3 separate regions of the Homo sapiens genome follow, and all the other regions are linked to region 3. Evidence: chromatin loops called from intact Hi-C (ENCODE). Cell type or tissue: PC-3. All regions are shown on one strand. Each heading gives the region's core, and the rest is flanking DNA. Links, peaks and the distances in the headings are about the cores only. Region 1 overlaps PRKCA (protein kinase C alpha). Region 2 overlaps PRKCA (protein kinase C alpha). Region 3 overlaps PRKCA (protein kinase C alpha).

Region 1 (10,900 bases), core at 1,338-9,337, 190 kb before region 3:
GAACGATGATCAGACAGTCCAGCTGGAGTGGGGAGTGCTGGTGTAGGGTGGGGAAGGAAAGGTTGGCAAGAAGTCACGCCCTTCTGCCCGACTGAGGAATTGGTTTTCATCATCTATAGGAACTTTTGTAAGTTTTTGAGGAGAAACACTAGTGAGTGACAACTTGGGAGTGGTGTTTGACCATAAAGGTTAGGCAGCCTGTGTTGTGCAAAGTGATTATACAGGAGCAAGATTTCAGGTTGTGTCAATGGTCCAGGGAGGCGGAGTAAACAGACAGGAAGACAGGAAGGAGTAAGTGAAACGTTAAAAGATTTGGGTGGTTGCAGAGGGGAGGTGGTTTGAGGAGGAAGATTATTGTAGCACCATCTGCTGGCACCAGTACTATCTACACCAGAGCCATTCCTCTTCCTGTGCTGCAAGAACCCCCGTTTTGTTCAACTGTCCAACCCTTGCCCTTGTAACTTGGGTAAATCCTGACTGCTTTGAGACAGTCGTGGGAATACCCTTCAAGGGTGGGCATGTGATTCCTGTTAGTGAGCAGGTAACTTCTGAGAAAGGTTTCTTTACCCTAAAAAGGGACACAAAGAAGAGGTTGTTTCAGCTGCTGCTGGATGTTGCCATGCGTGCATGTATCTCCTGGAGCAGTGGCAGCCATCCTGTGACCATGAGGAAAGCTGGCAGAAGGAAACAGGAACTTCGTAGGTGGTTGAGTGGCTAAATTAATTAACCCTGGGGTTTTCCTGCCTCAGACCTTTTTGTAAGATTATTAACCTTTATTGTTTAAGGCAGGGGTTGGCAAACTATGGTCCATGAGACACCAGCCACTTAAAAAAAAATTTTTTTTTTAATTTTTAAGAGACGAGGTCTTGCTCTGTCTTCCAGGAGCATAGTGGTGCAGTCTTGGCTCACTGCAACCTCCACCTCCCGGGCTCAAGTGATCCTCCCACCTCAGCCTCCTAAGTAGCTGGGACTACAGGTGTGTGCCACCATGTCTGGCTAATTTTTGTATTTCTCGTAGAGACGAGGTTTTGCCATGTTACCCAGGCTGGTTTTGAACTCCTAAGCTCAGGCAATCCACCCGCCTTGGCCTCCCAAAGTGCTGGGATCATAGGCATGCACCACCATGCCTGGCCTCACTTGTTTTTTGTAAATAAAGTTTTATTGGCATGCAGCAATGTCATATTGTCTGTGGCTGCTTTTGCATTGCAGTGGTGGAATTGAGTAGTTATGAAAGAGAGACAGTATGGTTCACAAAGCCTTAAATATTTGCTATCTGGTCTTTTAGAGAAAAAGTTTGTTCACTTCTGGTCTAAGCCATTTTGAGTTAGGTTTTCTGTTTATTTGTAGCCAAAGCCTGTTTAAGATGCTGGCCTTGTTTTGTACCTCTTAACTGGAGATTGTCCTGTAGGCAAGGGCTTTCTAGAGCTGTTGTGCTGTCAGGACTGAAGATGTGCATTTGGGATTCACTTTCATATCACAGAAAGCAGTTAAGAAAGAGTTTCTAAGTATGGGGGGATTTATAACATCAAGTGCAGATTTGTTGCAATTTCAATGTGGTGGTGAAAAGCCAAGATGGCAGGTGCTTAAAAAGGGAATGAGTGGGAAGATCAATTTATTGGCATAAATTAAAAGAAATGTTTCAGATATTTCACCTGAGAACCTAGGATGCATCTTGATGGTCCTAGATTATGAAAGTTAATGTTTAATCTGACTTGCTCCAAACGAGGACAAAGTTAGGCAAAAATGCATCCCATGTAACTTGTTTTTGTGGCCTCTGTGATTCCTCCTCCTGACCTCTGCTGTGCTGGTACTGAGCAAAGACTTAAGGTATATATGAGACCCTCATGTATAATGGTTTGACTGATAGCCCCTTACTTGTATGATTTTTTTCTCATCGTAAATGGTGCTTTTACACAGTAATTGCCCGACTCACGTGATTCACTTCGATTCCACTCTCTGTGGCTGATGTTGCATGAAGGTTGTAGGCACTGCTGTGCCAGAGTCAACAGGGATAAAGAAACCTGATAGATTGATTTGATGGCAGGGATGTGTGATTAGAGAAGGTCGAATCCATAGGCCTTTGCAGGAAGCAGGGATTCCAGCACCGATATCGAGCTGTCTTCAAAATACTAATGAACAGGTGAGATGTCAAAGGAAGACAGCATGAACCAAAGATGATTTATTTGATCACTTCAGGGGGAATAAAACCAGTTGAAATCACATTAGAATTCAAGGGAAACTGCACAAGACATTTCAAGAAAGTTGAAAAAGATAGTCCAGAAAAGTTAAGCTGAAAAATTTTTCTTTCTTTTTTTTTTTTTTTGAGATAGAATCTCGCTCTGTCACCCAGGCTAGAGTGCAGTGGCACAATCTTGGCTCACTGCAACCTTCACCTCCTGGGTTTAAGCAATTCTCCTGCTTCAGCCTCCCGAGAAGCTGGGACTACAGTCATGTATCACCATGCCCAGCTAATTTTTATATTTTTGGTAGAGATGGGTTTTCACTATGTTGCTCAGGCTGGTCTCGAACTCCTGACCTCAAGTGATCCGCCCACTCTGGCCTCCCAAATTGCCGGGATTATAGGTGTGAGCCACCGCGCCCAGCCTGAAAATCTTGAAGGAGAAGGCTGCTACTCCTTGCCTGCTGCAGATACTTAATTTTGATGAAATAGAGAGTAAAGGATCATTGAAGGAGTCACTGTAAATTTAAACTCGTACTTAAGCATATACTACCTGAAGACGTTTAAGAGCCATTAATGTACATGAAAGTATTAGGTAAAGTTTGAGATAAATTGTCTTATTTTTAAATGTAGTTGGAAGATCTTTGGGGGTGATAAAGAACACCTTTTTTGTCAGCAGGAGATTTCTTTTTGTGGTAGTTTTTCACGCTCTTCCGCCAGATCCAAACTTCTTGAGAGTGTGGACTGTGTCTGGTTTTGTTCAGCTAAAATCTGACATAGTGCTTGGTATCTAGTAGATGCTTCATAAATATGTGTTAAATAAATGTGCTTTACTCCTAATTTTATAAGACTTGTGTTAAGGCTGCTTCAGTAGTCAAGCTCCGCATAGTAGAAACATCTTCCAAAATGAAGATTGACAACTTAGCTTTAATATCGTTGGGTTTCATGAACGTAATACATGTGTCTGAATGCATACATGGGGTTTTACTTTCTTTTCATGATGGGTTTTGATATATTTAACGTTTGAAATTGATTTTTAGAAACAGAACCTCAGTCTGTACCATTACAGCTCTGGGAAGTGAGAGTTTTCTACTTCACTGTGGTTTGATTTGTGATTATCATTTAATAACCAGTTAGTAGTGAGGGGTTGCATGTACATTGCATGGAATATTAGGGCTGGGAAGAGATTTAGTGATAGTTGCATCTAGTCCATTTTTTTTTCCAAATGAGGAAACTGAGGTAACTTCCTCACCTAAGGTCCAACTGCTGATTCTTTTCATAGAGGGAAGCTACCGCCTATCTGGTTCCTTCTCTCCTCACTGCCCTATCCTCCCTGCCCCCAATCCTGCCTGTACCTCCCTGCAAAATTTAGGCAAAGGTAGAGTCCATCTTCATGAGAGTATACATTGGGTAAGAGAATTAATGTGACGGATAGGAAGAAGTTACTATAGGAATGCTGGGAGTGGTGGTTTATGTAGTTCTCTGATTGCTTTAAGACCTTTTACTGAAGTGAAACCTTTATTCTTAGCAGATTTGGGTTCATGGATGTAAGCATCTGCTTAGGCTTGTGACCAGCATCTCTGTGGTCTGTGTGATAGAATACTGCTTTTCTCTGCACCCTTCAAGGACTCCTGAGCTACACACTCTTTATATGATAGAGAAAATTATAGATGTACTTATCTGTTGGGTGGTTCTGGATGAAAGTTCCGTTTTCTTTGTCTGCACAGCCCCTGATGAGCTCTTCCCTGCTCTGCTGGGAACTGGCCCTCATCCTCCTTTTCCATCAAGGTTCCTCTTCAGGCTTTGAGCGGATCCATGCGGAGAGAGAACAGTCTCCCGCCTTTCCCCATTTCAAGTCCCTGGAGCCTCTAGGCTCTGGGGGGCAACACCGAATACAGGGGGCAGAGTGTGGTGCCCATCCGGCATCATCAGCTTTTGCAGCCTCAGCCCCCAGCTGACTACAGGGACACCTCTGCCATGCCTCCTTTCCCAGGGCCATGGCTCCGGAAGAGCCAGTATCTGGAGTCATGGCCCTGGGACCAGAGGCATGACAGAGGTCTCCCTGTAGTCAAAACCTGTGCTTGGGTTCGTGGTAAGCCATCTGAGGCATCTGCTGTGTTCCTCCCCTATTCTTAAGGGGTGGTCTCTCTCTCTCAGGGTTGAAGCCTAAATCTGGGGCATGGGTCTGATGCAGGTCCTTAGGGGGCCAGCCCTGTGGTGCACTGAGCCACAAAGAGGTTCCAGATTGAAACCCTTACAGATCTTCCTCCATTAGTGCTTGATTTTCATTCATGGTGCAGAGAACTTGCAGGACAAGGTTCATTTGCCCTTCTCTACCATTCCTCCTTTGCCTTTGTCCACATAGATGAGGAGCAAGGTGGCCTTCAGGAGACTTTCTGGGGCACTAGGAAATGGCCAAGTGATAGGATGCAGAGTTGAAGACGGCTGTTTTAGGCCAGGGCTCCCAGCACTGTAGCTTGATTACTGCTGATTACTTCAGTTCCTCCAACCAATCCTTTACCTTCCATGCAGAGAGGAAAAGTCCCACTTACTGACTGGCAGAGGGCTTTCCAAGGAAATCACAGGCCCCAAGGAAAAGTGGAGTGTTAATTTGCTTCATGGGGTGAAACTGCTTTCTGAAAGCATGGTTTGGGCCTCCAGTTTGTAATAAAATCACAGCCAGCCCTTATTGTTCACACTGGAAAATTTATTCTTGTTTGTGTACCACTAATGACTAGCTTTCAGAATGCTTACTTTCTTCTCATAATTGTCCACTAATTTACTGTCCTTCTGATGGGAAGAATAACAATGTATTTGAAGTTCCTTGGGCTACTGGGTTTATTGTTTTTGATACTTTTAGATATTTCAAACATGGACCTTTTACGTGCTTTATGTTGCGCAATATTCATATTTATTAGGGCTATTTAATAGCGATGCAAATGAGTTCAGTGCAGCTGTGCCGGACAATAGTCATGGAAATGAATTCATCTTGTTGCTTTTTTCTTTTCTTGGGTCATTCTGATCTTTTCATACTTTTCTTAATGGAACAAGCACGTTTCTTCAGGAAAGGTGGCCTCATGTTTTCATTTGTCTGCAGGACAAATAATTTGAGTTTCATTTCTTCCTGTGGCTCATGATCCAAATTGGTCAGAATAAAGTTGGTTGCATCAGAAATATTGCAGAAGTTTAGTCTCTGCTCTCCAGAGGTTGGCTGAGAAAGCTTCACTCTGGGTAGCTGTCGCTTCCCCTCTGCGCTCCAGCAAAGTCCATGCTCATCAGTGACACACATGCCCTTCCCCTCCATTGTATTACTCTTAAATTCCTTCTGAAACTAAGAATTTAGCACTAAATGGAATTGATTCCTGAGTTGGACACATTAGTAGTTCAACCCTGGTTGCCAGCTCTGTCCCTCTTCCGCACATCATTTGCAGCTTTTAATCTTCACTGAAAGCCAATAATTAAGTATAGCAGAATTATGTCTGAAGCAAGGCCAAATTGGCACTGGGTAAACCTGAGGACCCGTCCCATGGAAAACCAGTAATAATTTCCCCCCGCATCCTAATTCTTTTTTCATTTCAAATCAGCATTTCCAAAGCACTTTCAAGACCGTTCCCTTTTTTTATCCTTAGGCTGAAACATGCCCTGAAAGGAAGGGGAGAATGTTTTAGTGACTCATATTCAAGAAAGAGAACATTGCCAAAAATTTGCAACAACAAGGTAAATTTATTACTCATGCAAGTAAGAAGCAGAGCTCTCTTCAGTGGCAGCTTTCCTCAGCAAAGCTGGGAGCCGATCTTGTTTAGGATCTTGGGAAGCGTGAAGTTCGAGGCTGGTCAGGCTTTGAGAGGTGGGAGTGAGAGGTCATTAGCAGGGTCCTTGGATGAGTGCCTTGTTGATCAGCTGTTGACAAAAGCATGGGGATGTCAGAAGCCCGTGTACTGGTTCTGAGCTGTCATTGATTCTTAAACTGGTAGTTTCTTGTTACCATGACTACAGATCATTCCCCCACCTTTACTTCCCCCAAGCACACTCTTCCTCCACATACGCTTTTTGATGTTTTCTCAGACAAAGCTTCAGGAGAGACCCTCAGGGAGAATCTTCCCTGTGGTGATTAATCTTCCTCCCTGATAATATTTTATTTTCAGGGGGTCTGATTTTCATTTGCATTAAATATGTGAGAAAACTACGGCTTAGGGAGGTCATGGGGCTTTTCTAAGTTCCTGTATTTGGCCAGTTGGAGAACCTAGGCCTTGTCACTTCTTGAGATCTTAAGAGTCTTGATGCCAGGGACTGGGCCTTATTCTTGTGAGTTTCTTTGGTATTTTGCATGTAGTAGGTCTGTAGTTGCTGTTTGTTGATTGAATAAGTGATACCACCAGTGCACTGAGCAGGTCAGATTTTGTTTCTAAGTCAGCACAGGACCCATCAGTACTGATAAAGCCCCAAAACCCCCACCTTTGCAGTCAGCCTATTGTGTATTTGGTTGGAGCAAAAGTAATTGTGGTTTTTGCTATTTTTTTAATGGGAAAAACTGCAATTACTTTTGTACCAACCTAAGACCTTTCAGTAAGTGAGAGGGCAGCTTGTGAAGCCAGGCTCTTTGTGAGGTGTGAGCTACTGAAGGTTAAGTGTCCAAAACTAGACTCTGATGTGTGCAGTTAGCCGGGGGGAAGGAGGTAGTTCAGAAAACCAGAAGGTGGCAGCTAGAATTAATAATCCCTGCCTCCTAGTTTGGATATACCCTCACTGCCTTTTTTTAAAAGCAAGAACTCTAGAGATTAAGTGTTCCAATAGCTGGGATGCTTTTGGAAGGCCGTGTATACCTCAGTGTATGTGTTCCCAGTAGTGTGTGCCCTGGAGGAAACCCCAGGGCCCAGAGCTTCCCTGCAGCCCCGGCCCCAGCTCTGGCCCCGGCCCTGGCCCTGGTCCTGGCCCTGGAGGCATCTTCTAATGAAATTACCTCCACTGAAGTTTCCTATAAACATAGTCAAGAGCAGCCTCTCTCCCTGCTGAGCTATTGCAGATCCCTCCCACTTCCTCTTCTGCTCTCCTTTCTCTGAAACACCAAGTGAGGATGCGTGTTTGCTTGTTTATGGATGGAGTAGCTAAAGGAGCAGGGATGGAGCTTGAGTTCCTCCAGCTCAGAAGTTGATCTGAGGAGTTTTTTTCATTTTTGTTTTTTATGGAGACAGAGTCTTGCTCTGTCACCCAGGCTGGAGTGCAGTGGTGTTCTCTCAGCTCACTGCAACCTCTGCCTCCCGGGTTCAAGCAATTCTCAGGCCACAGCCTCCCGAGTAGCTGGGACTACAGGCACCCGTCACCACGCCCTGCCCATTTTTTATATTTTAGTAGAGACTGGGTTTCACCATGTTGCCCACGCTGGTCTCGAACTCCTGAGCTCAAATCATCCACCCATCTTGGCCTCCCAAAGTGTTGGGATTATAGGTGTGAGCCACTGCACCCAGTCCACCTGAGGAGTTTCTGAAACATCTCACTCAAACCTCCAGCAGTGAGGCCTGGGCACCTGGTTGTTAACTGAGTTTCCCTGAGGACCCTCAGTCTTCCTCATTAGTAGGCCTTGCCCTGGTCAGGCTTCCTCAGTTTGTGGATGGAGCAGGTAGGGCGCACGGAGGTGAATCTCCTGAGCCAGGAGCAGCAGAGCCAGGATGGACCCTGACTTCTAGCTTCCCTCAGCCTGAGCTCTTTCTCTCCTGCCACACTCTTCTTGGGCCTCTTGCTGTCACCCTGGGCTTGTCAGGTGCCAGCAGGAACTCTTGGGCAAATGGGTCCTATTTCTGCTTGAGTCTTGAGGTTTGGAGCAGCTTAACTGGGAGAGAAGGCAGCATCCTTTAATGGGGGCTGGCAGTTTAATGCCATCAAGGGGTAGGATGGGAGTGTGAATGGAAGACAGCCCGTCTTCATTAGACTTTACAATGTGGCTTATCAAGTGCAGTGTTTGAAGACCTTGTGAAGACATCATGAGCCTCACAGTGCTAAGAGGGACCTGAATGAAAGGAAAACAATGGCTTTCAATGATGATTTGGGAAACATGGATGATGCACTGATCTGAGCTTATAGATCCTGTCCTTGGGTGAACAGGGAGAGGTCAGAAACAGGAGGATGCTTAATTCATTCCAGCCACCGCTGCTGGAGTTGTTTTAGCAAAGCTCCCCATTTCTGTAGTTGGTGCTGGCATTTTGACGATTTCCCCCTTTGCTATGGTGATCTGGAAGCACAGAGCCAGATGTGTAGCTGCTTCTTTGTTCCTAGGCACACGCCTTTTTTCCCCGAATGTGGCCTTGGAGTCAGATTGCCCAGGTTCAAACTTTGGTTCCTCGGCTTGTTAGCTGCATGGCCTAGACAGCTTGCTTAACTTCTCTTGCCTGGGTTAGAATGATAGCACCCCAGCAGTCCTAATAACAATTCCTGGGCTACAGTATTTACTACCTACCTTGTGGGGTTATTATGAGGAACAAGTACAATCATAACATCAAGGGCTGAGAGCCTTCCTAGAACACAGTAACTATCCCATTAATGTTCACAGAACTATCACCACTCATGAAATCCTAGCTTGAATATTTACATTAGTCTTGTTTCTCAAACTTGACTCTTTGGTTTGATCGACATTTTCCCTAATGCTGATTTTCACCTTTATTTCTACTTTGCTGTTTGTATTCTTGGGAGTAACCTTTGATGTATGAATGAAATAAATAAATTCAAATGCCAGGCTTTTACCATGGGGTCTAATGTGCTTGAAATCAGAATGCAATAGACGCTTTTGCTAAGCTTGAGGGCAAAGAGGGGCTAGTGCTGCATCCAGGGGTTTCAGCCTGGGGACTGCGTCCTGGCCCTCTCTGTCCAATGCCTTCCTGATTCTCCCCCACTTAAGTTGCTATCACAGTACCTTGCTAGACCAACTAACTAGCACAGTTTGAGACTTTTCTTTCCTTGCTCTGACTTCTTTGTAAGTGCAGCTTATGTTGTCAGAAAGCTCAAAATGTTGTGACAATAAGGCTGCAGTCCCGTGCAGCCGGCGTTTTGTCGTGTGGGTGTGATGGTGCTTGTGTGCTGTGTTCTTATTGGCAATCGCGAGACGCACTCACGGAATCACAGATGCCGCCTACAAAAGGTATCTATAAGGTATCTATGTTCCATAAAAGCAGGTAGCCTGTTTACTTAGCCCTGGACTAGGCCTCTGGGAGGGAGGAGGGAGAGGTGGGTGTGTGCAAATTTGGTGGGGAGAAAAAGTGTTATATAAAATTGGGAAGATATAAAGCACTGACAAAAAGAAATGTGAAAAGATGTGTTTAAAACAATGCGCATGAAGTGCGAAGTCTATGGGGCGGTTCTGATGAGCAAGCATGGAGGACTTTTTGGGGGAGGGGGGTGGTCTTAAGCTGTGTCTTAAAGCCAAAAAATGTGAAGAGAGGTTTCCAGATAGAGAGGATGCCATGAGTTAAGTGGATGCAGGCATAGCGCTAAGAATAAAGGAGATTGCGTGTTTGACATGACCATCGTGAAGGACCCATGCTCTGTTGAACCTAGTAGTGAGGTTAGGATTGGAGAGGCCAAGTTACAGGATAAGGAAAGTAGCTTTGTCATCATGGGCAAGAGGAAACCACTGCAGCTTCTGAGTGGATCCATGGTGCAAATGGGTGGAAACTGGTGATGGCTGGCAGGGGAAAAGGGGGGTCCCATTTTCAGGCATTATGGAGAAAAGTTACCAGGATTTGTTCAATAATTGGATGGTAAAGAAAAAGAGTGAAGAAAAATAATTCCAAGTCTTCAGTGCTTGAGAATCAAGAGGTTGGATGGCATTGATGTTGAATGAAAATCTTGTGAAAGCTGGAGATGAATGACTTAGCAGGGGGAAGTCTTAGCACTCTTCAAGAGAGGAGAGGCAGTATGTCCCTGAAGTTTGGATTCTGGACTCTGCAATCATCTGGGTCAAACCCCGGTTCTACCAGTCATTAGCTTTTGCAACCTTGACCAAATGAACCTCTGTCTGTTTTCCCCATTTATGAGGGTGAAAATAGCACCTACCTCAGAAGGTGGTGGCGAGGATTAAGTGAGAGAACACACGTGAAATGGTTAGAACAGTGCCTGGCGTGTGGTAAGTACCCACTGAATGCCAGTGCTTTTATTACGGTGAATATTCATTGTATTGAAAGTCAGACATAGGTGTGGAACCAGTTATGGGAGTGAGGATAAGTCTAGATTTGGGAATCAGTCGCAGAGAGGTGGACGATGAAAGTCTGAGAAGAAAGGATCTTGCTAATGGAGTGAACTCAGAGCTTGATAAAGGGAGGATGAGTGGAAATGGAGCTCAACGCTGTGCCTTGGGAAATACCTCTGTGGATTGGTGGGAGCACAGTGAGAAATTCAAGAAAGACACAGACAATGGAATAACCAGAGAATTAGGAGGCAAATCGAGAGACTGTGTTGTCATGGGAACCGAGGAAGGAGAATTTTTTTTAAAGATGTCGTATAAGTCAGATACAATGAGAATTAAGTGAAAATTGAGGCTAACATAATGTACCACTGATTAGGCTTGAATATTATTAAACATGCTAGAGCCGTTCAGCTGTGGGATGATTGAGAAGCCAGAGTTTATGGGATATGGGAACCGTGATGGGAGATTATAGGAAAAAGATGGAGTGGTGCTTAGAAGAGGCAGCAGAGCAAACGAAGCCAGGAGTTAAGAATTTAAAAGCTATACAA
Region 2 (10,900 bases), core at 1,980-9,979, 100 kb before region 3:
GGCTAATTTGTACTCTTTCTTCAAGAATCGGAATTGGCCGGTGGTTCACGCCTGTAATCCCAGCACTTTGGGAAGCCGAGGCGGGCGGATCACGAGGTCAAGAAATCGAGACCATCCTGGCCAACATGGTGAAACCCTGTCTCTGCTAAAAATACAAAAATTAGCTGGGCGTGGTGGTGCGCACCTGTAGTCCCAGCTACTTGGGAGGCTGAGGCAGGAGAATCACTTGAACCTGGGAGGTAGAGGTTGCAGTGAGCTGAGATTGGGCCACTACACTCCAGCCTGGCGACAGAGTGAGAGTCCATCTCAAAAAATAAAAAATTTTCAGAATTAGTATCTCAGGAGATTTTCCTGACTACTCCCTGTCCCCCAATGGACTCCTTTCTTCCCCTCCTCGCCCCCAATTCAGTTGTTTCTCTTCCACCTCCTGCGTGCCTCTTTGAAGACTTTCATACCACTTGTTGTAATTGTTCCTCTGTGTCTGCCCATGCACTGTGGCCCTTGAGGGCAAAACCTATCTTTCATCTCCCCGTCCCTGTCCTCAGTGCTTACACAGAATCTGGCATGTATCTGGCTCTCAACAAATATTTATTGAATTAGCAAGTAAATGAATAGAGATCAGATTCTGCTTGAGTTAACCTTGACGTTAGACAGAATTTCTGTTCTAACTTTTTTCACGCCAAAACCATTCTTACAGGTTTTTCTGAGCCAATCTGTTGTGGCCTCTTAGCATAATGGATAGTTACTGAGAAAAAAGAATTAACACCAAGTTCTTGGCGCAAGTGCCATCCAGTTGAGGTGTGCAACTTCCATGCTTGTGACAAGGTTGAAAATTACTCATCAAGCTGTTTTTGCAAAGCAGTTTCTGCTTATCAGTTTACGCATGAAAAGTCCACTCTGTGTCTGTGTTGATGACCATAACGTGGACCATCTAACAGCTAGGATATTTAGGATGGTTGTGAGTACGGCTGCAGGTTCCCTTTTGCTTATTGAAATAGAATAACCAGAGAAGAACAAGGCAAGTTTTAAAAATAACTTGGTACACATGTAGGTGAAATAACCTTACCTCCCAGTAGCTGAGAGAAAAAAAAAAGATCTCAATGCTGGCTGTTGTTCCAGGATATTTTTAGTAAGATGGCCCTGTCGTCTTTGATGGTCAATGAAGGAATAATGGCAGAAAAAAATATTAGGCGAGGAGAAGGCTACGGGCATTGTTTGGTGTTTCATTTAATTTCCACCTCATCCACCAGAGAAAAGCAAACATAAGCAGAGGTTGATGATGAGCACAGTAGAAAGGAAAATGTGATGTGTCTTTTCCTTGTAGTTGGTTGATAATATGTGATTTGCTTATACCACATTCTGATGGGAGGTATTTTCAGTCTGTGGCTTTGTAAGTTGAAGGGCCTCCTAAGAAACTCCTGTTTCGTAAGATATTCTCTGTCTTAACTTTTTTCAGGAAAAAATATGATTTTTTGGAGTTGCTTAATAGTTTTTAGCTTTTAAATAAGTATAGTTTATTTACCACAGCATTTGAACTGTCAGGATTTTACTGTGAATGCTACCAGAAAGGTTTGTTCTATTTTTACGAGAATCTTCTTAGGGAAATTGATGAACCTGGTAACCTAATTTTAGACCTCCTGAAATTTGACAGATGGATGGTATTTATAGTGTTCTGAATCGGTCCCTATTAGACATTTAAAAATAGTCACATCATTAGAGAATACATTCAAAAAAGAAAAGATTTTTAACCCAAAATCTAATGCCCAGAAAATTTTTAGTCTCCTAAACTGGGTGTGCATTTTGGTAACAGTTTCTAAAAAGCCTTTTTGTACTCTCCTCATTCTCTTTCCTGTGTGATGCTGCTGTTGTCATGGAAACAGATCTTGGAGTTGCTTTGTTAATACCGTGTAAGGGACTCCCTGAAATGGAGAGTTACTGCAGGTCATTATCATCAACACAGAGCTTTAATATCAAGTGTTGTGCTATGATGCGTACACTACAAAGCACAGAAATCTGTGTTTGGAGGTTACACTAAAGACATTTAACCTTGACACCCATAAACACTACACAAACATCAGGGTCTTCAGTCATAGAACCTGGAAAAGTGGAGGCAATGGGCTCATGCTATTTCTATTGCAGATAGTGAGCTATGTCCTGGTTTGGGGCCGTCCGTTGTTAGGTGCTCCATTAGGGCTGGCTTATTGAGAAAGGAGGATTTGGAAGATTGTTGAGTGAATCCAGGAAAGGAGCAAGCCGAAAGTTCACAGGGATTGTTGGAAATTTCCAACAACAGTTTAGATGGAAATTGGCTCCTGGGATGAAAAATGGCTGTGCATATTGTGTTTGAGTGCTTGGAGGCCTCTAGCTAGAATGTTTTTATTAGCAAGTTTATAGCTTGTAAGATGGTCCAGTCAGATATTCATGCAAGGCATTTTATGATGTACGTGATTTTGTTGACTGGGGCCTTAAGGTGGGAAACAGTTGGAAGGTATAGTGGACTCTTGCTGCCCTGGGACTATCTCTTGCCTCCCCACTTATCAGCAAATTCCATAACCTTCCTGGCCCTCGGTTTCCTCACCTTTCAATTGGTGATTCTTTTACAAGTTATACTGGGAATTAAATGGGGTGGATGATGATACAGGATCTTGAAGCGCCTGGTGCTTGGTAAGCACTAATTCCTCCAGCCCACACTTTCTTTAACATTTCCTATGCCAGCAGTTCTCAAAGGGGCTTGCCAGACCTCAGCATCAGTATCACCTGGGAGCTCATTAGCAGATATTCACACACCACAGATCTTCTGAAGCAGCAAGGCAGCGGCTGGGGCCTGGCATTCTGCATTTCCCAAGCTCTCCAAGTAATGCCTATGTTTGAGAATCACAACCCTAGACTATGTTTCTGGGGCCAAGATTACCTTGGATATGGTTGAGTGCAGTTCTCCTTACCATGTAAGATTCCTGGCAATTCCCAGAGCTCATACACTTCACTGTTAAAATAAGGTATTGGAGAAGGTGGCTTTTGGATTCCTAAGCTATTGGAAGGCCAGGATAACTGGTTTGTTTTGTTTGTTTGTTTGTTTGTCTGTTTTGGCTGAAATGCAGTGATCTGATCATAGCTCATTATAGCCTCAGGTACATGCCATCCACACTAATAATTTTTTTTTTTTTTTTTTTTAGACAGAGTCTTGCTCTGTCACCCAGGCTGGAGTGCAATAGTGTGATCTCAGCTCGCCGCAACCTCCTGGGTTCAAGCAATTCTCCTGCCTCAGTCTTCCAAGTAGCTGGGATTACGGGTGCCTACCACCATGCCCGGCTAATTTTTGTACTTTTAGTAGAGATGAGGTTTCGCCATGTTGGCCAGGCTGGTCTCAAACTCCTGACCTCAGGTGATCCACCCGCCTCGGCCTCCCAAAGTGCTGTGATTACAGGTGTGAGCCACCATGCCCAGCCCACCGTGCTAATTTTTAAATCTTTTATAGAGTCAGGGTCTTGCTATGTTGCCCAGGCTGGTCTCAAAACTCCTGGCCTCAAGCAATCCTGCCTCAGCCTCCCAGAGTGCTGGGATTACAGGTGTGAGCCACTTCAAAGAACAGAATAACTTTGAATGCACAGTTTGTATTTGTCTTGCTATCAAAAGGCACGTTAAGTTCAACTTATCAAAGGTAATGCAGTTAGCAACCATTTTTCCCCTAAATTTCAGGTATCCAGATTTATTATTTAGAATTATACTTTCTCCTTGGGCTAAGGAAACAGTTGGCCACACTTTTCTACTCTATATTCTTCATTCCTATTCCAATGTGACTGCTGATTTCTGACTTTTAAAACCTAAAAGATTTCTTCCTAAACTTATCAGGAAAAGTAAAATGACTCCAGTACCACTTGCCACTGCTATTTTAGAGACAGTGAAATTCTCTGAGGTCTGTCATTCCTGATTTTATTGCTTTATAAAAGCCTGCTATAGAATGTTTTTTAAAAATACAATGATTTAAAAGTCTCCATGCCAGGGCAGCACTGGCAAATGAGGAGGCAGGAGGTCTTCATGTAGGAGATGCTTCGGGGACAGTGTGGCTTGTGGCAGCCTCAGGACTCTGGGCATCTGTCCACTCAGTACAAACCAAACTGCAGCTCCAACTAATTTTGATTTGGAAATTGCCCCCTTAAAAAAAAAAAGTACTAAAAATGTTTGACATTTACCAGATTTCTGCAGCAGTCTGCAGTTTCTCTTGCAAGTATATTCACAGACAGTGAAAGGAAGTATTTGGCAATTGCTAACTCATGTTTTTATATAGTGTAGAAGTCCAAAGATGGTAATAATGTCATATTATAGTGATGGCGATCTATAGTGTAAAGTATAATGACCATAAAAGAGTTCTCATTTTTATAGTTTTTAAACATGATTTCAGCATCCAGAGGCAAACTCCTATGTAAGGATAATGGTCGTGCATGGCCACAGAGATTTTTTTTCTTTAATTCTCAATTGCTTTTCACGCTTAACTTTTTCTAATAAGTACTATCTCCCAAGATTCCAGAAGATGGTACAAATGAGAAAATAAGGTTTATCTTTTCTCTAAGAAAGACTAAACTGTGACTTTTTTTTTCCTTTCTGGCTAATTAGGACAACAAAAGTAAACATCCAATTATGCAGTGATGAATCAAGTCATCTGGCTGGAGCTGGATTCTTTAGTGTGTTAAGTTACAGTAAATATTGAAAAGAAGGACTTTATGCAGTAGGACTGTTTTCAAGAAAAAGAAGACCAGTCTCAGCCAAATTCAAATATCTTGTAGAGAATAAATGCCTCTTGGGTTTATGGATTTATGCCATATGTGTGAGAAGAGAAAATACGGTCAAGAATTGTTGTATTTCTTGACTCCTTGAAAGGCAAGAACACTGGCTTGGGAAATAGGGACACCTGGTTTCTAGTGTTAGATAAATCTTCAGAATACAGAATGCTCTTTGAAATAACAAAATACTTGAGTGAAGGAAAGAATTGAGGAATGAACTTAAATTTAGCTCTGAAAGAATTCTTTCTTCAGTCTGTGGTTCCCTTAGCTACTATTCAATCTCTCATTTCCATCTTAGCCATATTTTAGCTTCCACCCTGTATGACAGAGACAGGGGTCTTTCTCTTGGTTTGGAGCACACATCCCTCAACATGTCCAGTAGGGAGCTCCTGGGCGACGGGTCCTGCAGGTGGATGTGGACCAGGAGCCCCGTGGGAGGAACGTGCCCCTGGGGAGAGCTGGTGGATACCCCGAATGGCAGGCCACCTGGGGCAAAGCCAGTGGAACCTGACTATGGCAGGATGAGAACACCAGTGTTTTATAATGCCCACTTTTTTTTCACTTCTTGCAGTTTCTATGTTTATTTCCTGTTAGCATTTAGTAGTATCTTTATGAGTTTATCTCAGTTATGCTAGGCAGAAAGGAGCTCTTGTCAGTTGGCAGGACCGAAAGGAGAGAATAGGCAGGGGGAAGAGGGGACAGTAATCGAAGTAGGAGCACCTTGAGCGAAGTGAAATGTGGGATGGAAATGGAAGCTCCTGTTTGTGATCTCCCAGAGAGGCTCAGTCCAGCGCCAGGTGCCGTGTGCTTGTGGAATAAAGAGACCGAATTCCTTCTGTACTGGGGGTTCATGCTGAACCCCACCTTTGTTGAAGGGGAGGAACCAGCTGCCCAAGGCAAACTAGAAGCATGCTTGCAGGAGGGAAGGTTAAGACACACAGTTTATGTGCATAGCAGTGAAAACCATAGTGTCTGTTCTGAAGTTTGGGAAAATAGTGTGAGACTGTCTAGCTGGGTCTGTCATTGGCTGATGTGTAGTATGTGTGGGTCGCTCACTAAAAAAAAAAAAAAGAAGAAGCCAGGCCCCAAAGGAAGAGGGCATTATTCATAATGAAACCTACTATGAATCCAGTGGGGTCTTGATTTCTGCTTCTTCCTGGGCTGTGCCACCAGGACTTCCTTGATAGACCTTTGGTGTCATCATGAATTCTGTTACTGATCCCGGAATAAAGATTTGGTGCCCTCCGGTTTCCAACAGTATCCAGAGATGGCCAGGGAGGATTTGGATGGGAAGGATTAAAGTTTGTATACAGGAGAGAAGACAGTACTCTCTGAAGTGTGTGTGGCCTGAGTCACCTGGTAGAGGTGGGCTTGGGTCAGGTTCTGGTCACACTGTCATTCTGGCTGCAGAAGAAGAAGCAAGATGAGTCAATCAGTGTAGGATTTCAGAGTGTGGGGCACTGACTTCCCAAATTTGGCTGCACATCTGAATCACCTGGGATACTTTCCAAAATGCATTCCCCCAGTTCCTCCCCGAAATTCAGGCAGGTCATTCTTAGGAAAAACTGGGAGTTAAAAAGCACAAACTTTGGAGTCAAATAGCACTTGGGTTGAATCTCAGCATCAACATCTTTTATTGGTTGTATGACCTTGAGCAGGGCATTTAACCTCTCCAGACCACAGTTTGTCTGTGGGCAGAAGACAAACAATCCTACTTATTTATAGAGTTTTGGGATGAATTAGATGAAATAATGCATTTAAAATGCCTAGCTCTTTGCCCAGCATATAGTAATCATTCAGTAAATATTAGCTTATGTTTAACCAAAATGTGTATGTCAGATCCCTGCTTAGTACTGTGGGAACATGCAAAAGAATTAGAAAAATCATGCTCCCTTCCCTGAATATGGCTGAGAAAAAGCGAATGCACCTGACTATTTGGTGAGTTCCGGCAGGAGGAGGGGACATTGTAATGAAGCTCAGATTGCCGGAAGATGCTGGAAGGATGCACTTTGGACCTAAGGCAGGTCCAGGGTGGTGCCTGGTGGACATGAAGAAGGCAGCAACTTTCAGAGCGAGCGTCAGAGGGGCTTGTAATGAACAGAATTGCCTTCTGATGATGTCAACATATCTAATACAAGACTCTGACTAATTACTATTTATAGTTGCTTATATTCAAAAGCTTGTTTATGCTGCAAGTAAGGCTGAAAACTGTCAGCAGGGTGTAGTGGAAAGAGCTCAGAGCTGAGTCTGAACTCCTCAATTTTTATCCCATCTGTGCTGCTGACTAGCTGGGTGACATCAGACAAGCCTCGCAACTCCCAGGCCTCAGCCTCTGCAACATATACAGGGTGTGTGTGAGTGGGAGGAGATGGGGGATTAGACAACTGCTAGGGTCTTCTGGCTCCAACATTCAACAAAAACATTTACTGCACTTCTTTCCCAAAACTTACTGTGTGCCCTGATTTTCAATTCCTGATACTCTGTAAGGGGCATTGTTCAGTGGAAGACTGTGTGTTTTGCTAATTTGTTGCTTGCGATTCAGATTCCTTTAAAGTTAGCAAAGAGCATTTTTGTTACATTGGAACAATATAGGAAGTATCCTTCATTATGCTTTCATTTGTTTTTGAGTCACAAGAAACTGTTACTGTTGTTTTGGGAGACTGATGTGGGAATGTCTTAGCACATCATTTCTCTACTCTAATTTTAAATACGGGTAGTCCCTGACTTATAAACAGTTGACTTGAGATGACCCATATGTACAGTTAGTACTATCTTAGATGTGAGAATCCAGTTCTCATCTCCTACTGCAGAGCTCTTCTGTAATTTTTCAATCAGAACACCTAGGAGATGTCTATTCTTCTCATTTCACAGATCTTCACTGCTTGCCTTTTATGGGCCAGGTTCTCTTCTGTGCCCTGGGTATCCAGCAGTGAACTAAGCAGACAAATCTCTGTGCTCACAGAGCTTAGGTTACAGTGCCATTGGCCTGGAAGGTACGCTTGCCTATTGCCCCAGGTGAGGAGGAGTCTGTGACAGGTATCTGGGTCTGTCTTCCTCTATCCAAGATCACTTCCCCCACCTCTTCCCTGCAAGGAGACTAAATCATAAAACCACAATGCCTTTTTATGTAGAAACAATAGAATATGTGACTGCTAGGTATATGTAGTATATTGCAAAGAATAGCCACAGATCCTCCCATCCTGGTTACATGTTCTCTTATAACGTGTCTTTGCCATGCTTTCAGTCAGATGTCTATTTCTCTACTCCTGTGAGTCAAGTGGCTTTGTGACTTCCTTTGACCAGCAGAATGCAGTGCAGTTGACATCATGGGAGTTCTGAGCTGAGGTATTAAGAGACCTCACATATCCCACTCCTGCTTCTTCACTCAGAACTTCTGCAGCCACAGAAGTTCTGATTACCCTCCTGGAGGATGAGAGACCACGTGGAGCAGAAATGAGTGTAAAACAAACCAGCACCATTGAGTTAGGCCATCAGGCACCTGCAGCTGCATGAGCTTTCACCAGCTTAAAGTCTCAAGATGCTCACCATCAGCATCATATTTTTTTGTTACTAATAATTGAAAGATGTAAATATTTATGAACTTAATATAGATATTAATATATTTCCTATTTGTCATGAATGAAATAGGCCCTGGAAGGTTGGCATTGGAAAATGCCTTTCACATTTTGGACCATCCACTTAGAGACACATTTTTGGAAAAGAACCACTTGAAATCTGGTGCCCAGCTGTACACGTGTTTTGTGGAGAGAGACAGATTAGCGCTGGCACGTGTGAGACAGTGGTTAGTGAAGGGTGGAAGATCGCCAGGGCTCATGGACCTGCTTCAGATGGATGTAAATAGTTGGAGTGTACTGGAAAGGTATGGGACTAACATGACCCTGACCAGAGTTTGGACAAGTGTGGTTTCATTCTGGGGGACTGACACTTATTTCTTTCCTAGAAGTGTTGATGAAAGTCATGACTCAGTAATATCAGAAGTGTGGGACCAAAGTGGAAAATAAACTCCTGACTTCATGAATTAAACAGAAACATGTCAGGGCCACTCCATACTCTTCTTCCTGTCTTCCAAAAGTCTCTTTTTTTTTCAATTCAGAAGAAGGTCTGGGAACATTCTGTGCACATAATTATTTTATAAACAATATTTTATTTAATGCCCTTGCTAATAATACTTCCTATAAATAAACAATAAGAGTCGTCATGGTTCCAGATTGCCTTTATGATAATGATATACCATATGTTTAAAGAAATGGTCTAAAAGACATACTGCTGTGATTGAAACATTTTTGGAAATTGTGTATGCTAACTGTATATTGCTCTACAGAAATCTGTTTTGATCAGTGGATAAAAGCAGCTACACATAACTATGAGGAAATCTTGAGAACATTTATTAGTAATTAAATATATAGCTGAAATATGTGCCTATATGTATATCCGAAAATTATTATAGGAGATGGTTTTCAGTGAAGATGATTGGGTGGCTTTGAAATAAATAAGTGGTTTGGTTTATGATTAATGGATTTATTAATTTGCTATGGTCACCTAACAATCCACCCCACAAGTTGGTGGCTTTACAACAACAATCATGTTATCGCTTCCAGTCATGTTATCACTTGCAGACATAATCTGCATGTCACCTGAGGGTTGGCTGATTTCACCTGTGCTCAGCTAGGCATCTCGGCCTCTCATTGTGAGGCTGTGAATGGACTCTGCGCCGTACCTCTTCTCCAATTCTGACCTGGGGCAGCTAGCTTGGGTGTGCTCTTCCCAGGGCTAAGGGGGCAAGGCAAACCCAGGAGGATGGGCAGAAACACTAAGTCTGGTTCATTCTAGGCTTGGTAGGGGCATGTCGTTACTTCTGTCTCATTATGTTGGCCAAAGTGAGTCACATGGCTAAGCTCAAAGTTAGGAAGCAGGGAAATAGACTGTATCTTTAGGGGAGGAATTTCAAAGTCATATGAAAAAAAAGGTATGGATACTACAGCCAGGGATGAACATTTGGAGCCAGTAATGATATTCACCCCTGTGTCTGTGTGACTCCTAAGAAGAGCCAAGACTTGTTAAAGATGAGCAGAGAGGTAAATTAGTTTGGAGATGGTGAAGAAGCAGTTTGGGGATACTTTGGTCTGCGTATAACATTGAAGACACCTGTCTTTCCTTGTATACCAGGGGTTGCAAACTATAGCTTATTGGGCCACATCCTGCCCAAGGCTTGTTTTATTGGAACACAGCCATGTCCAGTGGTTTGTGTGTGTCTTGTGTGCAGCTGCTCAGCCCTGCCACAGACAGTTGAATACTTGAGGCAGAGACTGAGTGGCCTGCAGAGTTGAAAACATTGACTACCGGGTTCTTTGCAGGTAAAGTTAGCTGACTCCTGTTTGATATGATGCAACTGGATAGAATCCATTTGGCTATAATCTCCGCCTCTCTACCTGCCCACCCCATACCCGCCCCAGTTCCTTTTAGGATTTTCCTACTGTGCTTTGCATTCTCATTATTCTGTGTTTTTATAAAATAGGTAAAATAGGAGGTAAAGTTATCCTGGTGCCTGGCTGTTGGCACTGATGACCAATGCAATTTGCATCCACAGGTCATAATCCTTAAAGTTTATAAGGCGACAAATTGCAGATTAGAGGACATACAAATGAGGGAGCCAGTTGCTACTTTTGCCTTTATTATTAATGTTTTGTGGCTCTGCGGGTCATTCATGATGTTAGACAATAGGGTGATTATTTCTGTTCTGCTGAAAGACAATCTGATTGTGTTTTGTGTAGAATGAGGCACTGATCCGCTCTGCCTGCCTCCCATGAGAAATGCCGCAGACCTTTGTCTGCTCAAACCTCCTCCCGTCAGCTCTGGTATTGTGATGGAAGTAATTGACCAGGCCTCATGGGTCAGCATATATCTGTACTGCTGTTTATTCTTCTTTCTACTTTTTAAGGACTAAAATCACTTTCTTGTAAAATATTACAAAGACATTTTAAAAGAAAAGACTGTCCATTGTATTTTTCCACCCCCTTAAAATATATTCATAATGATCTTTTTAACTGGGTGGGACTTGATTTGGTTTAAAAACAATAATCTTGGTGACTGTATGGAAATAC
Region 3 (10,900 bases), core at 1,275-9,274:
TTTTGTTCTCAAGATTCTGGATTAAATGAGCTGTCCCAGTCAATGAAAACTTGGGGCTTCAGGAACCTAACAGAGCCAACCCAACAGAAAGGCTAGGTGTTTGATTTTCATTAAATGGCATTTACTTGTCAACACTGTAATTCTTGGAATTCAAGTGTGTCTTTAAATATTTCCACTAGAAGCTAATCAAAATCATGATTTTATCCATTGAAGCATTTAAAAATGTGATTATTTCTTCTCCAAGGATCTAGAAACCCTATTTCCTCGTATTCTTTGTGTTTAAAAACATACTTTGCTTTAAGTTTACTATTGTGAAACCTGTTATAATCAATTCAATCATACCACCCGTTTTGACCACTTAGTGTTCAGAGGATTATTTGCTCCATTTAGGAATTAGAAATCTTCATATCTTCATTAGAACCAGATTTCTTTGCGAAGTCTGTGGTTCTTGTAGTGGGAGTTAAGAGGAAGCATTAAAAATATCTGCTTCGTTCATGGAGTAGATGCACTTTTCAGGACAGATCCCTGTTACTGATCTGGTGTTTTCTTTGAAAATGTCACAGAAACCTCCAAGAATGGCAAGCAAAAGTAAGAAATAGTACCTCCTCTAGGTGCATACGTCCCAGGTGTGATCAGAAAGAGCTCATTTGAAGCAATGTATTTGCATATGTCAAAATAATCTGATCCTCTAATGCATTTCCTCTGTTAAGCCATAGCAGGATTTTGCAGCTAAATTCAGAGAGTCAGCAAGAAGAAAAGGGTCTTTAAAAATAAGTTGAGGCTGGTTGCAGTGGCTCCTACCTCTAATCCCAGCAATTTGGGCGTCCACGGCGGGAGGATTGCTTGAGGCCAGGAGTTCAGGATCAGCCCGGGCAACATAGTGAAACTCCATCCATTTAAAAACAACAACAACAAACAGCTAGCCATGGCAGTAGCTCTTCAGGAAGCTGAGGCAGGAGGATTGCTTGAGCCCAGGAGTTCAAGGTTATAGAGAGTTGTAATCGTACCACTGCACTTCAGCCTGGGTGCCAGAGAGAGACCTTGTCTGTCAAAGAAAAATAAAATAGGTTGACTAACAGTCATAATAACCAGCAGCCTTCCTGCAGACTCTTCATAAATACTGAGTTGTTTATAATTAATTGTTTGCAAGCAATGACCTTCTCTTTCTGTAACCTGAGAAATGAGATTAACAATAACAGAGGAAAGCCAATTACAAACAGATACGTTTACCATCAAAATTTTAGCCCAACAGGGCAGATCAGAAGCCCCAGATGGCTCACTTCTTTTCATCTGTGCTTAAGAATGCAGTGACCATATAACAAAGAATTTAAAAATTAATTGTAATGAGAGAATTGACCCATGGTGGTTACCTTTTCTTAGGACCATGGTTTTCATTTTAATGTGGAAAACTGACATCCCCTGGAAAAGTAGATATTAGAGTAACACTTGTTGGGTAATTAACTCAATAAACAAGGGAACTGACTTGTATTAGTCCATTTTCACGCTGCTGATAAAGACATACCCAAGACTGGGAAGAAAAGTAGGTCTAATGGACTCACAGTTCCATGTGGCTGGGGAGGCCTCACAATCATGGCGGAAGGTGAAAGGCACTTCTTAACACGGTGGTGGCACGAGAGATGAGAAAGAATCAAAAGTGGAAACCCCTTATAAAACCATCAGATCTTGTGAGACTTACTACTACAAGAACAGTACGGGGGAACCGCCCCCATGATTCAATCATCTACCACCAGGTCCCTCCCACGACATGTGGGAATTATGGGAGTACAATTCAAGATGAGATTTGGGTGGGGACACAGAGCCAAACCATATCATGACTCTTCCCAGGAAACCGTTGATTTGTGAGTTGAATATAGGCTCTGCTGCTTATTTAGTTTTTTCTCCCATTTCCTGTAGGACAGACATTAGGACAGTTTTTCTTCTCTATCTTCCACTGGTCATTTCTTTGGTAAAAGAAGTTGAATTGCTCCTTCTTTGTACCAGAATGCCTGTGTTATCACTTGTAGCAATAGAAATTCACAAATGTAATCAGATGAAAGGTCTAGAATTTTCCTCAGTGGATAACAATGTAAGTATCACTTGATTATTCCATCCTTAATTACTGACCTCAGCCAGATTTTTTTTTGCCTGAACTTGATGTAGGCTTTTAAAGAGACAGGTACACATCAGCGGGCAATAGATTTGTTTAGAGACCTTGGAAGCCTGATTTGCAAAGTAACTTCATGTAATGGTGTGTCACCCACGAAGGAATGGGTGGAAAGCTGCAGCTTGGGTTAAATGTCACCATTGTCATTATCTTCAGCAAACATGTATTGAGCTCCCAGGAGATATGCAACGTGGTCTCTGATCTCCAAGAGTGTGCCGTGCCTTGGGAGGGAATGCAGGATTCATTCGTTTGACAGATGTTCACAAAGAACCTGCTTGATGCAGTGGCCCTCTTTTGGGTGCTGGAAGCTCAACCATGAGCAAGGCAGATCAGGTCCCTGCTACGTGTAGAATTTACATTTTAAAGAAAAAGTTGAATTTAAACAAAAATGGAATAAGAAAGATAAAGCTAAATAAGAAATAAGATAACAGAACAAAAGCTCTGGAGGGCCCCTTTAACCGAGAGAGTCAAGGAAAACCTGGAGGAGTAGGAGGCAGGCACAGTTGAGTTGAGCCCTGAATGACAAGTGAGGCATCCTCCTGAAGAGCTGGGGTGCCTGGCTCCAGGCTGATGGACAGCAAGTGCAAAGGCCCTGAGGCAAGGAAATGTTTAAAACCTATGCTGAGAAGAGGTGAAGAGAGGGGAGAGAGGGACTTTCCTGACCAGGGCAGGGAGTAGGGGGCTGTACCCAAAGACACTGAGGAAAACTTGTAGGGTGTCATCAAGTTGACAGAGAGTCCTGTGGTGGGAAAAGAGACTGAACAATTACATTGGGTCAAATGGTAGCCGGACTAAGTAGGCACTGGGGAGTGACTAGAGGTTTTTGAGCAAAGGAGTGATGCATGCCAGTCAGTGAATCCTGAAGAGTTAATCTGACTGGGGTAGAGTGTGGCATGGGGAAGGAAGCCACCGAGAGGCTAGATATGGGGCTGTAAGGCCTGGCTTAGTCTGGTAAAGTGGGGTTAGCATGAAAGGGCCAGTTCAAGAGACATTGCCAGCCACATGGACAGTTTCATCTTGGCCAGTTATCTCCAGACTCTGAAACTCTCTCTCAGTCTGTTTCTACTATTGTAGTACTTTGGGGAAGGAGTAGGGAGAAAAAGATCATAGACTTGAACAAATCAGGTGCCACTGGGCAGAGGGTTCTAAATTTGCACTCTCCAACACAGTAGCCACTAGTCACCTGTGGTGATTTAAATTTAAATGAATTATTTGGCCAGGCGTGGTGGCTCACACTTGTAATCCCAGCACTTTGGGAGGCCAAGGTGGGTGGATCACTTGAGGTCAAGAGTTTGAGACCAGCGTGGCCAACGTGGTGAAACCCCCTCTCTACTAAAAATACAAAAAATTAGCCAGGTGTGGTGGCAGGTGCCTGTAATCCCAGCTACTCTGGAGACTGAGGGAGGAGAATCTCTTGAACCCAGGAGGCGGAGGTTGCAGTGAGCCAAGATTGTGCCTAGGTGACAGAGTGAGACTCCATCTCAAATAAATAAATAAATAAATAAATAAATAAATAAATAAAAAGAATTATTTGCAAATAATTGCATCATTAGAAAAAAATTATAAATGAATTAAAAGAAATTTAAAGAATTCATTAGGAGTCACCACATTTCAAAGGCTCAGTAGTCATAGAAAGCTAATGGTTACTATATTGAAGAGTGTGGATAAAATACTTCCCTCATTGCAGAAGATTCTGTTGGACAGCATTGGGCTGGATCACGAATTTTCTGATGAACAAACCCTTCATCTTTCTATAGATCACAAGAAAGTCTCCCATGGTGTTTTATATCACGAACTACTTTGCTGTGGAAACTTCTGTTTGTACAGAACGTTTCCTCTTACGGATACCAATTAAGTTCTTTATGATATTACATTGGTTTGGCTGTCAAATGTTGTGTGCTTAACAAAGAATGATAGAAAAATCACTTTCCAGAACAGAATGTTTGAATTGCATGTAGCATAGAAACTGAGTAAAAATTTCAGCCTGATTTAACATCTTTGGAGTAGACTTCTTAAAGGAGAGGGATATGAACACTGTAAAACACAAATTCATCAGAAGTGCAATGACAACAGGGTTCCTCTCTACTCTGCTGGTGACAAACTTTAAAACTCTATTGACTTGTATCTCTTGATGTCATTCTATTCCCCTCTAGTGGAATTAAAAGGTATCTGTCTTTCTACTCCAGCTTGGACACATTCGCAGTAGTAGGAATAGAAATCTAGAGATAATGAAGATAGAAGATAGCATTATCACTTATTTTCATATCATGATAGGCTGCTGCTTTACATTTTACCCTTTTTCCTGTCCTCAGGGGAAAATAGCCTTCTGTTCTCTGTCTATTTGAGCTACTTGGAGAAAAAAAGTTTAGGTATCTATCCTATGTATCACTATTTATCCTCATACCAGAAGAAGCCTTATTGCCCAATATGTTACTAGGATGTGCCATTGGTTCAGCGTCTAGCACAGGGTCAGGCCCGTTAATTGAGTTAGAGGCATGGGTTGAGGTCCCGATTTTACCACTTAACTATCCATGGCTTCAAATTCAATCATTTACTTTCCTGAACCTCCGTCTCTTCATCTTTAAACTGGAGACTCTCCTTTGACTCTCCATGGTCGTATCACAAGATAAAAGGAAATAATGAAACCTCATTGAAAGTTAAGGTGGACTCTGCACATTTATGTGGCCTCATTCCCCACCACCACCACTCTGCCCCCAGCAGCATCCTTTTAGGAAAGATGGATAAACAGGTAAACTAGAAATATGTTTCCGAACTCTCTGCGTACAGGTGAAGCATGGTGGGGCTGGGGCTACCTTTAAGTTGGTTGCAAGAGCCCAAAGGCTACCATTTGGTTTGGTTATATTTCCTTTTTTCTTTTGTCTTCCTCTTTTTCTTTTCTTTTTTTTTTTTGAGACAGAGTCTCACTCTGTCATCCAGCAGTGGCATGATCTTGGCTAACTGGAACCTCTGCCTCCCAGGCTCAAGCAATCTTCCCACCTCAGCCTCCCAAGTAGCTGGGACCATAGGTGCACACCACCATGCCCAGCTAGTTTTTGTATTTTTTTTTTTTTTTTTGAGACAGAGTCTCACTCTGCCACCCAGGCTGGAGTGTAGTGGCGCAGTCTTGACTCACTGCAACCTCCGCCTCCTGGGTTCATGCCATTCTCCTGCCTCAGCCTCCCGAGTAGCTGGGACTACAGGCACCCACCACCAAGCCCGGCTAATTTTTTTTTTTTTTTGTATTTTTAGTGGAGACGGGGTTTCACCATGTTAGCCAGGCTGGTCTCGATCTGCTGACCTCGTGATCCGCCTGCCTTGGCCTCCCAAAGTGCTGGGATTACAGGCGTGAGCCATCACGCCCAGCCTAGTTTTTGTATTTTTGGTAGAGACAGGGTTTTTGCCATGTTGGCCAGGCTGGTCTCAAACTCCTGGATTCAAGTAATCCACCTGTCTGGGCCTCCCAAAATTCTGGGATTACAGGCATGAGCCATCGCGCCCTGCCATTTTTTCTTTTAAATGTTGAGTTATTCTAAGTTTAAAGTGGCTAATAGGAGAAACAATAATTTGGAACATTAGCAGTTACAGTATTTCTCTAGTCTCAAAAAGAGCATTCTCACTAGAAGTATCCACAGAAATGCACTTAAATGCCACATCCCTCCCTCTCCCCTTTATTCCAGCCACCATGTCATAACCTCCCTCTGCAGAGCAGAGAATTAAGCTCTAAAGACTAGACATTTGTTGTGGCAAACAGTGCTGAATTTCTGCCTTTATTTTAACACAACTGTCTGCTACATGTAGAAATATTAGCATATTTGCAGAGATATTTTCATTAGGTATTTGTTTTGCTTTAAAAAACAACCCAGAAAGGTGAATTTCAAATGTGCACAGTAGGTTTCTGCCATCCTAAAGGCAAACTTCAAAATTTTTTAACAGCTAAGCAAACCATGCCAGTGGGTTAAGATGTAGGATTGGAAGTCTCTGATGCTGTCCTGGGGCGTGGGGGTTGGGGGGAATGTATCAATGAGTACTATTTTGGTCATTATTCTTCAGGTTGAGTTCTGGGAGGCATTGCTTAGGACACATTTAACGCCACAAGGGAAAGTGCATTAGTGTTGCCTTCTGTTGTTTAAAGAAAAGGAGGGAGAGAGGGAGGAAGGAATACATGCATATGATACTTTTGCATGCTCTGTGACCACCAGCACACAAACAAATGCAGAGATGCTGAGAAGTGCAAAGTGAGACGTGGAAGGGCAGGTGCTAACAGACAATGCAGCTATACTTGTGATGGTGCTTTTCACGAGTGAAGACCAAGGTGTAAGTGTCTTTTACCCAGTCACAGCTATAAAACCGAATCCAGTGGATCAACTAAAACTAAGTGCCAAAGAGGCCAATAGCAGTCTAGAACTACGTGTGAGTGTGTGAGTGTTTCTTCTGGCAGGTTCTCCTGTTTTACGGCTTCCTACCAGCCATCCTTAACTAACGCATGGTTGGAAATTCAGTATCCCCCCCCAAAAAATTGAACCTTCATAGTTTCCCAATTCCTGGTTTTAGAAAAGGAATGAAGGGGTATCAATTAGAGATCAAGTGCATCTTTGAGGAGAGAATGGCTTGCTACAATCGAAGAGAAGAAAACCTCAGCTATCAATTTGTGGAGGCTTTGAGCAGTCACTGAGCAGATGGGGTTGATGGGGGTACCTAACTCATGCACGGCCAAATGCCCAAGCCTAACAAAAACGGAGAAAAACCAAGGATTAACATATCACTTTTTAGCTAAGATGTAAAACTGGTTACTGGCAAGCTTATTCCAGCAGGCTCAGCAAGCGTCCAGCACAACCACAAGCAGCTTGATCAAAAACAGACCTCTGCCTCTCGGTGGATAGCTTTTGCTTTTAATATTTTATGTTCACCTCTTTGGCTCAAGATTTCCACTTCTGGCTTTTATCCTTGGGAACTGATAAGACACTTGCACAGTGTGTGCTTATAGATGCTCATGGTAGTGTTATTCATAACAGTGAAAAACAAAATCACCTGAATGTTTAGGAATTGGGGGTTGATTAAATCCATCATAGTGTGAATGTATGATGAAATATCATACAGTAAGATGTGACACTGATTTATATTTAATGACATGGAAAAATGTTTAACATAAACTGTTAGATTTTTTAAAAAGCTACCTATCAGCCTCTCTCTCTTTTTTTCTCTCTCATCTTTCTTGAATGAAATCCACCAAAATGTTAATGTGTATATACTTCTTTCTACTTAACTACCTTTTCTAATTTTTTACAGCAAGTATGGTTTTACCTACTTAAAAGAACACGTGACCTAAACAATAGAAAATTAGTAACAAATTACTAGAATACTATTTTACCATAAACTGCACATTTCGATTTTTAAAGTGAGGTTATAACCAAAAAGATCACTGAACATCAATAAATAAAATTGGCTGGGCGCTGTGGCTCACACCTCTAATCCCAGCACTTGGGGAGGCCGACGTGGGCGGATCACCTTAGGTCAGGAGTTCGAGACCAGCCTGACCACATGGAGAAACCCCGTCTCTACTAAAAATACAAAAAAATTAGCCAGGCATGTTGGCGCATGCCTGTAATCCCAGCTACTCGGGAGGCTGAGGCAGGAGAATCACTTAAACCTGGGAGGCAGAGGTTGCAGTGAGCCAAGATTGTGCCATTGCACTCCAGCCTGGGCAACAAGAGTGAAACTCCGTCTCAAAAACAAAAAAAGAAAATAAAATTTATCTTAACGTGGGTAAGAGGGGTTGCTGCTTGGGAAATATCTACTGGAAGTAATGAGGAGTCAGGGTGAAGTTCGGAGGTACCTAAAGAGACAGTCCTGCCGATTTGGACTTGGCAGTCGAGAAAAAGACATGGTTACACCTTCTGCCTCCTCTGTGTGTTTAATAGATGAACAAATACCAGCTGCTGGGGAATCTTATGACATTATAGTGAGGCATAAAAATCAGCCCTCTTGCAAATAATGTTATACTATTTGAACTTCATGACAAAAATGAGTGCAGAATCCCAGTCATGTTAGCTCCCTACTACCAAAGAGTGGACTTCAAAATTTGACCCACATCATCACAGAATAGCAGACAGGGTACCTCACACAATGACCTGATCCTGTTTTTACTAAATTAAAATGATGGGATCTTGCAGACTCTGAATAAATGTGTTTTTGTTTATCTCTGATTTGTTCTCAGTCGTACAGACTTGGCCATGAATTCTTATAGGAGACTTACCACTTTGTACAGGGCTGGCAGAGGTTTGCATAATTTAGATGCTTCTTGTATTCCTATTTTACGTTCCTTTCCAACTATGGTATTGGAACTAACCAAGTCTGTAATTAGCATAAACATTATTTGGTGCTAAAAAAATGGTATCACATTTTAATAGAGGATAGATCAGTGGTTGTCAGGAGTTAGGGGAGGGGAGGGCATGACTATAAAGAGGGTGGCATGGGGGAGCTTCTTTGTGGAGATTGGGAAGTTCCGTATCATGAATATGAATGTGATAAAATTTCACGGAACTACACACACATACCCTCCTATACAATAAGCACATGTGAAATCCTTATACAGTCTGTTCATAGCATTGGGCCAGTGTCCATTTCTGGGTTTTGATCATGTGCTATGGTTATGTATAATGCTGTTATTTGAGTAAGCTGGTGAAAGGTCCATGGGAACTCTCTGTGCTATTTTTACAGCTTGTGAGTCTAAAATTATTTCAAAATAAATGTTTTAAATAACATTTTTTTAAAACGTGAGCTATTCCTCAAAAGATTACTATTCTCAGAGTTACCATAAAGCTAGTTAAAGTAGTCAGTACCCCCAATTGAATGGGCAAAGAAATACAATATTTGAATGACTTTTTCCTTAGAGGAATCAGTATGACAATAGGAAAAAGAAAAATAATGATTTATCCTTGAAACAAAAACTGGAACAAAAACATGATTTAAGTATATGTGTAAGTATGTACTTAAATACTAAGTAGATAGGCTAGAGAAAGACATACAGGAATATCTGTGGAATATTGTATTATTGCCCCCCACTAATTGTTCCCTTACCTCTCTGATGATCATAGGTCCTACCCATTGCTATGTGACTTGTAGCCCCTCCCTGGATGCAGAGCATCCCCAACCTAGGGTCAGTCTTGGCCAAAGGGAGTGAAGTTTAGCTGCTTCAAGAAGCATTGACAGACTGTCGTTCAGTTTCACCTCTTGCTTTTCCTTTCCTCTGCCATGAGAATGGCATGTCCCAAATAGCAGCTGTTCCTTCATCTCTAGGTCCTGGAATAAGTAGACAGGTGCTCCTTCTCTGAAGCTCCTGATATATAACATGAGTGAGAAATAAACCTAGGCCAATGAGATTTTGAGGTTGTTTGGTACTGCTTTGTTGCTGAGCTAAAATTACATCTACAAGGTGGACGGTTTCATTGGGCATCACCAACTTGAAACTACTTTCAGTTGAACTCAAACCTACAAGCTTTCAAAGTTTGAAGTCCTAACCCATCCTGTGGCTCTTTACCAAATAATATAAAATGGCAGTAGATACTAAGCTTTCTGAGGGCCATTGTAGATTGTGTTATTATTTAAAATATTTGCTGTCCCCTTCTGGGGAGGTTATTACACCCGGCCCTGTTGACTTCCAGATTGGCCATGTGCCTTGCTTTGGCCAGTGACATGCAAACAGAAATGATGACACCATTTCCAAGCAGGAGATATATGAGCCGTTGAGTACTCTGCCATTTCTTTTTTTCCTCTGCTGTGAGATTGCATATGTCCTAGATAGTGACTGCTAAAGTCCCTAAGTGAAAAGTGAGATAAATTTTTGTTGTGGAAAGCCACTGAAAGTTAGAAGTGATTTGTTAGCAGTATAATCTAGTCTCTTCATTCCAAGTTAGATAGGACCTGAGCCTCACCTGGAGTCTTCACATGGTGGGCACACCACCTGGCACATAGTAGGTGTACGGTAAATAATTTTTTTTAGGCAAAATGAAGAAATTGATAGGTACCTAGGAAATAACCTTATTTATAAATGAGTTATGTTTAGGGTTTGTGATTTGAATACTTACACATTTTAAACATCTTATTTTTATTACTGTTACTTTAGAGACAGGGTCTCACTATGTTGCCCAGGCTGAAGTGCAGTGGCTATTCACAGGCATGATCATGGCGCATTACAGCCTCGAACACCTGGGCTTAAGCAATCCTCCTGCCTCAGCCTCCCAAATAGCTGGGACCACAAGCATGCGCCACTGCACCTAGCTTATCTTTTTTTAATATCAGAATTCCATATTAAACCATCAGAGGTTTTTGAAATTTAAAAGTTGTGCAGGGTGACTATAATCAATAATAACTACACATTTTAAAATAACTTAAGGAGCATAATTGGATTGTAACTCAATGGATAAATGTCTGAGGGGATGGATACTCCATTCTCCATGATGTGCTTATTTCACATTGCATGCCTGTATCAAAACATGACATGTACCCCGTAAATATATACACCTATGTACTCACAAAAGTTAAAAATAAATTTGTTTAAAGTTGATTGATGATGGAGCAAAAACTGGACATAAAACAATGTCTTGAGATGTTAATGAATAAGATATATTATGAAATAGGAAGATGGTCTTAATAATAGCTTTTCATTAAGAGTTGTATTGGTGGCTTGTGGTGTTAAATATCTTCATAGTGCCTTCATATAGACACCTTCTTCTGCAG

The links. A loop is a pair of places that touch in the nucleus more often than their neighbours do. Peaks named below come from ENCODE experiments on the same cell type or tissue, not always from the same donor. Only the 100,000 strongest peaks of a DNase experiment are listed, where the experiment ranks them.
Region 1: a loop joins it to region 3, with 8 times the contacts of the local background. A loop is called at or near these places in 4 of 110 quality-filtered maps.
Region 2: it touches region 3 in a loop (8-fold over the local background); 4 of 110 quality-filtered maps call a loop at or near these places.

The regions. Positions count from the first base shown.
Region 1 is chr17:66,426,199-66,437,098 of GRCh38, forward strand. The region is part of intron 2 of PRKCA (protein kinase C alpha); the gene reads left to right. Among named protein-coding and RNA genes, the nearest start is that of PRKCA-AS1, 15 kb to the left of the region's middle. RefSeq lists a silencer at 7,536-7,733. In PC-3, for the core only: no CTCF peak of the experiment used is centred there; a DNase peak (open chromatin) is centred at 5,873; H3K4me3 peaks cover 841 bases; H3K27ac peaks cover 1,305 bases.
Region 2 is chr17:66,516,975-66,527,874 of GRCh38, forward strand. All of the region lies in intron 3 of PRKCA (protein kinase C alpha), which reads left to right. Among named protein-coding and RNA genes, the nearest start is that of PRKCA-AS1, 110 kb to the left of the region's middle. In PC-3, for the core only: a CTCF peak has its summit at 6,851; a DNase peak (open chromatin) is centred at 6,237; H3K4me3 peaks cover 599 bases; H3K27ac peaks cover 2,579 bases.
Region 3 is chr17:66,621,141-66,632,040 of GRCh38, forward strand. The region is part of intron 3 of PRKCA (protein kinase C alpha); the gene reads left to right. Among named protein-coding and RNA genes, the nearest start is that of MIR634, 160 kb to the right of the region's middle. In PC-3, for the core only: a CTCF peak has its summit at 4,310; a DNase peak (open chromatin) is centred at 4,291.